Regions from separate parts of the Homo sapiens genome. Here regions 2 and 3 are each linked to region 1. A link is a contact called in ENCODE Hi-C or POLR2A ChIA-PET data. All regions are on one chromosome and are shown on one strand. The core of a region is the stretch at or near the end of the contact, and the rest is flanking DNA. Distances in the headings are between cores, read along the strand shown. Region 1 has its middle 14 kb from the start of TBX3-AS1. Region 2 overlaps LOC105370003 (a long non-coding RNA gene). Region 3 overlaps LOC105370003 (a long non-coding RNA gene).

Evidence for each region. Hi-C counts contacts between places; a loop is a spot of excess contacts on that map. ChIA-PET counts read pairs that join two places held with the same protein, here RNA polymerase II (POLR2A). Pooled maps may share reads with other maps.
Region 2: a loop to region 1 is called in a map of Caco-2, with 4 times the contacts of the local background. The contact joins two enhancer-like sites. A Hi-C loop is called at or near these places in 7 of 168 maps with a recorded cell type or tissue (Caco-2, HCT116, HepG2 and 4 more), 1 of 37 single-sample maps with no recorded cell type and 12 of 50 pooled maps. POLR2A ChIA-PET finds 5 or more read pairs at or near these places in 5 of 52 experiments (AG04449, AG04450, BJ and 2 more).
Region 3: a pooled map shows a loop between it and region 1 (15-fold over the local background). The contact joins two enhancer-like sites. A Hi-C loop is called at or near these places in 8 of 168 maps with a recorded cell type or tissue (Caco-2, HCT116, HepG2 and 3 more) and 14 of 50 pooled maps. POLR2A ChIA-PET finds 5 or more read pairs at or near these places in 2 of 52 experiments (AG04450 and HepG2).

The regions. Positions count from the first base shown.
Region 1 is chr12:114,667,422-114,670,007 of GRCh38, forward strand. No RefSeq gene overlaps it. Among named protein-coding and RNA genes, the nearest start is that of TBX3-AS1, 14 kb to the right of the region's middle. Within about 2 kb of position 1,295, at least 16 of the 41 ENCODE cell types and tissues checked have a DNase peak (open chromatin) inside an H3K27ac peak, as active enhancers do.
Region 2 is chr12:115,450,006-115,452,591 of GRCh38, forward strand. All of the region lies in intron 2 of LOC105370003 (a long non-coding RNA gene), which reads right to left. Among named protein-coding and RNA genes, the nearest start is that of LINC02463, 430 kb to the right of the region's middle. RefSeq lists a silencer at 1,911-2,020. Within about 2 kb of position 1,292, at least 4 of the 41 ENCODE cell types and tissues checked have a DNase peak (open chromatin) inside an H3K27ac peak, as active enhancers do.
Region 3 is chr12:115,403,685-115,406,270 of GRCh38, forward strand. The region is part of intron 3 of LOC105370003 (a long non-coding RNA gene); the gene reads right to left. Among named protein-coding and RNA genes, the nearest start is that of LINC02463, 480 kb to the right of the region's middle. Within about 2 kb of position 1,292, at least 2 of the 41 ENCODE cell types and tissues checked have a DNase peak (open chromatin) inside an H3K27ac peak, as active enhancers do.

The sequences.
Region 1 (2,586 bases), core at 45-2,544:
CCTGCCTCTGCCCGAGCGCGCCCTTCGGCCCCTGCAATTAGCGCCGGGAGGTCAGCAGGAACCCGGACGCCTTCACCCGCGGCTCAAAGCACAGCAAAAGGCGACCCCATCCCCTCCCCTCCGCGGGTCTCAGACTCCAGGGCGCAGCCAGGACTGGAGCCGACCTTCCCGACAGGCAGGGGTTGGAGGCCTCTGACCGGCACCCGCATTTGTCACCTTAAATCTACAAGTCACGAAGGTGCTGGGCCCTGCAGGCTGCGGTAGCTGACCCTCGTAGGGACTGCTGCTCCCGCGAGTCATGGCCTTTGTCCTTGTAGACGCGGCCAGGTTAAAAAACAAAAACTTCCAAAGTTGTGGAGTAAAAAAGAGAGCATCCTGGTACTGGCAAGTTGTCCCCAGGGCAGAATTTGAGGTGTGTATGTTGGGGAAGGAGGTATCCTTTCTCTATCGACCCATCGCGAATTCAGGTTATCCCCCGCCAGGCGGGGTCCAGAACAAGGGTCTAGAGATTTCTACAAGCAGCAAGGAACTTGTCCAGAGAATTACGAGCCAGGGTTCCCGCACTGAATTTTCTAACATTCTTTGGAAACCCAGAGGAGGGCAGGGCTGTTTTTCTCATCTGAGGCACAAACGGGAGTGAAAGTGATATCCAGGAAAGAGGGGAAGGCAGCTTCTTCCGAGGCTGAGAATGGGGCTGGGGACGGAGGAGGAGGGGAGTGGGGCTGGGAGTGGTGGGGATGAGAAGGGGCGAAGGCGAAGCGCCCAAGTTCCGGAACCCGGGAGGCGCTGGGGTGCCGAGCCAGCTGCGGCGACCTGGACGCATTCGTAGACGAGACAGATAGGTGGCACTCGAAGCCCAGAAAAAAGGCGAAGGCGCCTGCCCTGAGTGGCCTCTGGGGCGGCCGCAGCCACCATAAAGCCTGCGGCGAGATTGCGACCGGCGCCAGGTGAGTAATAGGCAGCAAAATCCAGAGAGACTGCGAGCCGTTCATCCCCTCCACCCCCCGCCCATCAGCGCTACAGGAGTTACTCATTAACATCACAATATACAAATGAGATACACAGGAGATTAAAAAAAAAAAAAAAAAAAAAAGAGGAACGCCAGTAAGAGAGGCTGGACACAAGTCTGAGCAGGGTCCCCAAATCGGGGGCGGGGGGAGAGAAGGGAGGAGGTAAGCAAATTTGGACTGAGAAAGAAGAGAAAAGCAAAGCATTTCTTCCCTTTTGGAGGCTGAGTTCTTTTTTCCCCAATTCGGGAGAGCGCAACCAGCCAACTACCACCTTCTCAGAGGCGCGGACACCGCGCGTTGTCGCTGGATCCAGAGCTGCCCCCTTCAGGCTGTAGCCGCTGCGCAGAAGGAGCGCGCCCTGGAAATCTCCCAGTCCTCGGGGGAGCCCCAGCCTCAAAGGTCCCCAGGGCCCGTCTCAGCTCAGGCCCTGCCACCCCCGCAGCGCACCCCGCCCCTCCCCCCCCCCGCGACTCCGCACCAACATACTCTGGTTGTCTGTCTTCCCTCCCACCCCCGGAGACATCGCAGAGGAGGCTGTAGGGGTCCCCACGTGCCTGGCCAGAGATGGAAGGGGCTTTGCCCCGCTCTCCAAAAGGTCTCGACCTCGATCCCTTCCAAGTACAGGATGAGGGAAGGGAGGGGGCGTCCTCCTCTCCGGTCATTCAAGAGGCCTGAAGGTGACAGGGACTTGGGGCCGGGCTGGCGGGCTCCAGGGGGTGGCGGGTGGGGGGTGGGGAGGGAGGCAGCCGCCAGGCAGGCTCCAGCTGGGTCTTCACGTCATGGCCCCCAGGGCAAGAAAAGGGCTAAGGACTAACCCTCGAACCTTCCCGTGCCGCCCCCGCCCCCCAACAGACACACACCTCGGAGGCGAGGCTGGGGGTCGGGAGACCAAAAGACTGACAGTGCCTCATCATTTTTTATTGAATGTTTCAAAGATAAATTGAACTTCAAAAGGCAACTCCCCGAACAGCCTGGAGACGGGTTTGAAGGGGAGACTAGGGGAGGATGTCAGCCTCCTGGGTGACTTTTGCCGTGGAGGGGGTGAAATGTGCACCCTGGAATTACCTTTCCCCTTTCGGGGATAATTTCCCTCCTCCCTCGCGTGACACAGCTAAGTTTTCGCGGAGCTGGCCGCGCTTTGCACGCACAACTCGGGATGGATGGGGCCTCGTAGGGGCGCCTTGGGCCAGCCGGGTTCAATTTGAGGCACCAGGGACTGCAGGCTGTGTGGGGGGTTGCCGAGTGGAAAGGCGTTGCGTCTTGTCCACTTCTACAACCTGGAGGGTTGCTGCCTAGCCAAGCCCGCTCGGACTGCTGGGGCATTCTGCTGGCCTTTTCCCCGAGCCAAACACACTGGTGCAAGAAGGTATTTTCGACTTGGATTCGCCAGATTGATGTCAAAACTGAGGGCGAGCTTAAAACGAAAAACATTCGTACTTGCCGAGCTTACTTTTGGTCGGATTCGGGTGGGAAAACCTGACTTAGGGAGCACATCAGTCTTTTTCCATTAAAACTTAAAAGTATCTGAAATTACCCTTCTTTCTGTATTCTCATCAGGCCCCTTTCCGTCTCCCTG
Region 2 (2,586 bases), core at 42-2,541, 780 kb after region 1:
TCACCCTTTCCAGAAAGACTCTCAAACCCTCCCAACGGAAAACTTCCCACCTGGCCCCACCATAGGTTTGTGTTTCATTTGCCTAACTTATTTGGGTATGGATCCTCCCCTCTGTCTGGGTGATGTGAATAACTTCATTCATCTCTCATGACGTAACACACATCATCTCCTTCAGGAGGCCTTCCCTGATTGCTCCTCCCTCCTCCAGCCTGCTGTCTTTTGCTGCTTCTGCCTATCCAAGCTTTTATCATCCTTGTTTCTTCTCTGTCTCCCCTGCTGGGCAGGAAGAGGGCAGGGGCTGAGCTCTGTAAATCCAGCAGGAAGCATGCAGCTTGGCTTCTGGGAGGGTCTCTCGGGAAGTGTTTGCAGAATAGAGAGAAAATGGGACAGAAAGGAAGAAAAAGCTCATTTGCTCAGGATATTCAGTTAGAATGCTGACAGCAGGAAGGCATCATCATAATAGTAATAATAATAATAATAGTTCCTAGCACCTACTAGGGGCTTTGTATGTGAGTCTTTTACATATTAATTCATTGTGTTAGTTTCAGTCCTCTGGGAAGCGGAAGTCTAGATGGAATGAGACATTTACTGAGGGAGATGTCTGTGAAGGATAAAGGGGAATGAAGCAGGAGTAGTCCAGGAGAACCTGCACATCAGGATGCAGGTCCCACAGGGGAAGAAGAGAAGGGAGGCGGACTGGGCAGGAAGAGCCTGCAGGATAGGTCTGGTCCACTCCGAGAAAGTCTCTGCCTGGTGATGAGGAGTGGCCCGCAAAGATCGGCCATCAGAGCAGTCCCAAACCAGGCAGGAGAGGCTGGGCTCTAGCACCTCTGCCATGCCCAATCATTGGTTGGCGGCAGCTGGGAGAGCGGGTCCTGGCTGTGCATGCTTGGGTGGATCTTAAGTTGGGTCATCTGGAGGCTCTCAGCTTGCAGGACTTCACACACGGAGGTCTGAAAAATCCCAGCTCCAGGGCTGCAGCACCCAGATAATCCCCACAACGCCCCTAGGCACCACTGCTGCTATTGCCAAGCTGCGCCTTAGGGGAAGTGACATGACCTGGTCCAAAGCTACAGAGCTCTTAGAGATGGAACCAGATATCAATACCAAATCAGGCGTGTAGCCACCCTGCCCTTGGATCCTCGGCAACCCTCGGGGAAAGACAGGTTATTAGAGTCTTGGGTTGATGGCCCAAGGCCCATTTTTCTGAGAAGGAATATGGGACCCTGAGCCAGGAGTTGACTTGGCCATTCCCGAGGGAGGCCAGCAGGCACACCCAGGACTCCTGGCCTCCTGCAGCCGAGAGGAAGGAGACTCCGAGGCACCGATCCTTGGGGTTAGCAGGAGGTGGATGTCCACCAGCTCCTTTGTCAACCCTTCCCCAGCCCCACTAATGATGATAACACCAGCCTGGTCCTACAGAACAGCTTCTATGTGTTGGGGACTGTTGAACCACTTATATCTTTGCCTGTCTTTAACCTCCCGGCATCCCTGTGACGCAGACACCTTTATTCTTCCCGTTTCCCAGGGGAGAAGATAGAGATGCAGAGAGGCAAGACACTAGCCCAAGGCCACAGTTAGAAAAAGGCAAAGTTCAGATGCAAAGCCAGGTAGGCCCTGCTATTCAAGGCTCTGCTAACTTCAGCCAAGCAAGTAAAAAACAATGGATGTCCTGTGAACAGTGGCATCTTTGGAAAACGTCGCTGTTTTTATTAATCTCTCTCAAGATAGATGTTGCTCAAACACAGCAGCGTCGTGACAGTGCCAATAGCCAGCAGTCTCCTGTCCGCGTGGGTTGCGAGCCCCGGGCGTGGACGGAGTTGGGAGCGGAGGGCGGCAGGTGCCAGCGGGGCCCGCCTCTCCCTGCAGGCGGCCCCGGCAAGTTCACGGCCGGCCCGGGGCGAGGGGCGAGCGGCGCGCGGCCGTGCGGCTCATTCTACCGCCCTGCGTGCGAAGGGGAGGCCGCGCCCCCGCGCCCCTCGCTCGCGCCGTGCCTGCCGCCGCCACCCGCCCGGCCGCCGGGCCGGCCACTGAGCGGCCGCTGCAGACTCGGCGGCGCCGGCGCACCTGCAATCAGGCCCCGCGCCGCGCCGCCTCCTCGAGCCCAAGGCCGCCGCGCGCCGCGCTCGCCGCTGATAAGAGGCGGCGGGGGAGGGGCGCAGGATGCTGGCGTTGCGGAAGGGCGGGGGATGGGTGGGCAGCTGGAGCGGGCTCCCCTCCCCTCCCCTCCCCTCCCCTCCCCTGCCCTTCCTCTCCCTCTCCCTCTGCGATGTCTCTCCCGAAAGTGTGTGACTTGCCCATGTCTGTCTCTTGTCTGCGCCTCTCCCCTAAATTCCCTCCCTCCCCAGCCCTCGCCGCGAGCGTGTGTGCGCGCGTGTTCGTGTGTGTGTGCGTGTGCATGTGTGTCTGTGTCTCCAGTTGCTCCCTGTCTCCTGTACCTGTCTCTGTGCACTTCCTGACCTTTCTGTCTCCTACTCCCCACCTCTCTGATTCTCTCCACCTCCTGCTGATTCTGTCGCTCTCTTCTCTCTTAGCATCCCCTCTTAGTTTCTCCCTCTCTCCCTGTTCTATTTCTCTCTTCCTCAC
Region 3 (2,586 bases), core at 42-2,541, 740 kb after region 1:
ATGTGGCTGATTGTTTTCCGAACACAACAATATTTTCCATTCTATATGCTCTTCTACAATATGACCTTGCACCCTCCCATCCAGCGGTTGGGGTTTGTGTTCCCATCCTTTAGACCTGGGTGGGCTGTGACTGTTTCGACCAGTAGAGTCTAATAGAGTATGGCAGAAATTATATTGTGTAACTTCTAAGGTTTTGACCAGTAGAGTCTAATAGAGTATGGCAAAAGTTATATTGTGCAACTTCATAAAAAGCAATACCGCTTCTGCCCTGTCCACTAAGACACTTATGCTAGAACCTCAAAACACCATGTAAGAGTTCCAACTAACCCTGAGGCTGCCACACTAAGAGGAAGCCCAGGCCACATGGAGAGGCCATATGTAAGTGCTAAGCGATGGCATTTTTAAGTGATCCCAGTTCCTGTAAGTAAATCTGCCTTGCAGATTTCTGTAGCAGAGAATTCCAAGCAGAGGGGGCTGTAGTGCAAAGGTCACGAGGTTGGAGTGAGCTGTTCGTTTTGAACAGAGGAGTGCCATGGTCTGGTTTAGGATTTAACAGGTCCTGGGAGCTGGGATCACCTAGAAATCCCTTCGCTTAGCACCTACATATCCCAGCCATTGAATTATGTCCAGATTAGACCTTAGACATCTTGGAGCAGAGAACACCTGTCTGCACCTTCTATCAAAACTTCTGAGTCACAGAATCTGTTACCTAATGAAATGGTTGTTTATACCATTAAGTTTTTGGACACTTTGTTACACAGCAAAGATAACTGGAACAAAGTGGATCTCTTTGGAATGCAAATGTCTATCAGTATGAGAAATATAAACAATCAGAATTGCAGAGTATATATTCACTTGTTTATTTATTCACTTACTCTCTTACATCCCCGTTTATGAACACACGCATGCTCTCCTAATTTATTCACGTACTTATCCAAAAGCATGATAAATTCTCACTATGAACAGAGATACCCTCTGAGAGTTCACTTGGCAATGGGGATTCATTCATTCATTTCATAGATATTTATTGCCTGGGAAGTGTTCCTCAGAGATGTATCAAAATAGGAACAGACTTTCTTTCCTGCTTTGGTTGGAAAAATCCCAGGGAAGGCACCTCATTGGCTCTGTTGGATGGTGTGTCCAATGCTGTACCCATCACCCAGCCCAAGAGGGTGGGGAGCTAGCATGGACAGCCTCTATTCAAACCATATGTTTAGAGAGGAGGCAGGAGCAATTTATCAAAGGATCACCAGTCCCTGAAGAAGTGAGGGCGCTGCCAGGTCAAACAACGGCTGTCCCCTACGAAAGACCTGCCTTGCCTGTTCTCCATTGACATCATGCACCACCTTCGGCAGCTACTAGTGTTTATCCATCTGCTTTGGCTTTAACTACCAAACTCTAGAGGCATTTCTAATACTCGAAGCAGCAACTCGGATTTTTAAAAGCTGCTGCTTGTATCATTTACCGTAAGATCAGCCAGGCTGTAAAACAGCATCCGAGGCTTCCCAGAGGATGAGGGAGGACCAGAGGTAAAGAAACTCTTATTTCCCTAGGCAAGTCAAAATGTTAACCCTCTGATGACCCAACTCTCTGGTGCACCTCTGCTCTGCAGATTACATGAAAAGAAACCTATTCTATATCTCAGTCCAATGACATCATGGGAAATACCAGGAATTTTTTGGCTGCACACAAAATTCCTGTGAGATTCTTGGAAAATCTTACACAAAACTGTGAGTAACAGGGACTTAGTAACCTCAAGTCATCTTAATCAACACCAGGCGATAAAAGGAGAATATATTTTGAAACCAGGCAGATCTATATTTGAATCTCCTTGTTCTGCTATTTATCAGCTATGTGAACTTGGGCAAGTTACTTTTCTCTAAGGCTCACTCTTTCCATCTTTAAAATGGGCATTATGATGCTCACTTCAACAGTTTCCAAGGGCTGATATGAAAGAATTAAATCAGTTAATGGATGGAAATGTGTGTCACAAGGTCTTGCACGCATCTCGGTTATTATGATTGTGTTGTTGCTATCACTTTTGCTAAGTCATAAAGCTGCACGTCTTTTCTGACATGGGATTTAGGGGTATCCCAGGAACAGAAAAGAAGGCTGTATGATGCGAGAAAAATCAAAGAACAAAATGATATATTGTATATCTAAATATGGAAGTAAAAACAATAAAGCTTCTAGAAAACACTATAGGAGAGTTTTTTTTTTTAATTTTTATTCAGGCAGGGAATGATTTCTTAAACAAAAACAAAAGACAGTCCCCAAAAATCAAATTTAAAGGAAATATATGTGTGTGTGTGTGTGTGTGTGTGTGTGTGTGTGTGTGTGTGTATGTGTATATAAAATACGAATTTCTGTTCACAAAGACACACTATTAAAACAGTGAAAAGTCAAGTAACAGAAAAGAAAAAGATACTTGCAACACTTATCACCTAGTAAAGGCTCATTTTCAGAATATGTAAACAGCTTCAGAAATCAGTAAGAAAAAGAGAGATAACCCAATTTTAAAAAAATGGGCAGAAGATTCAAACAGGCATTTCATAAAAGATCTCCAAAAGTATGGCAAACATATAA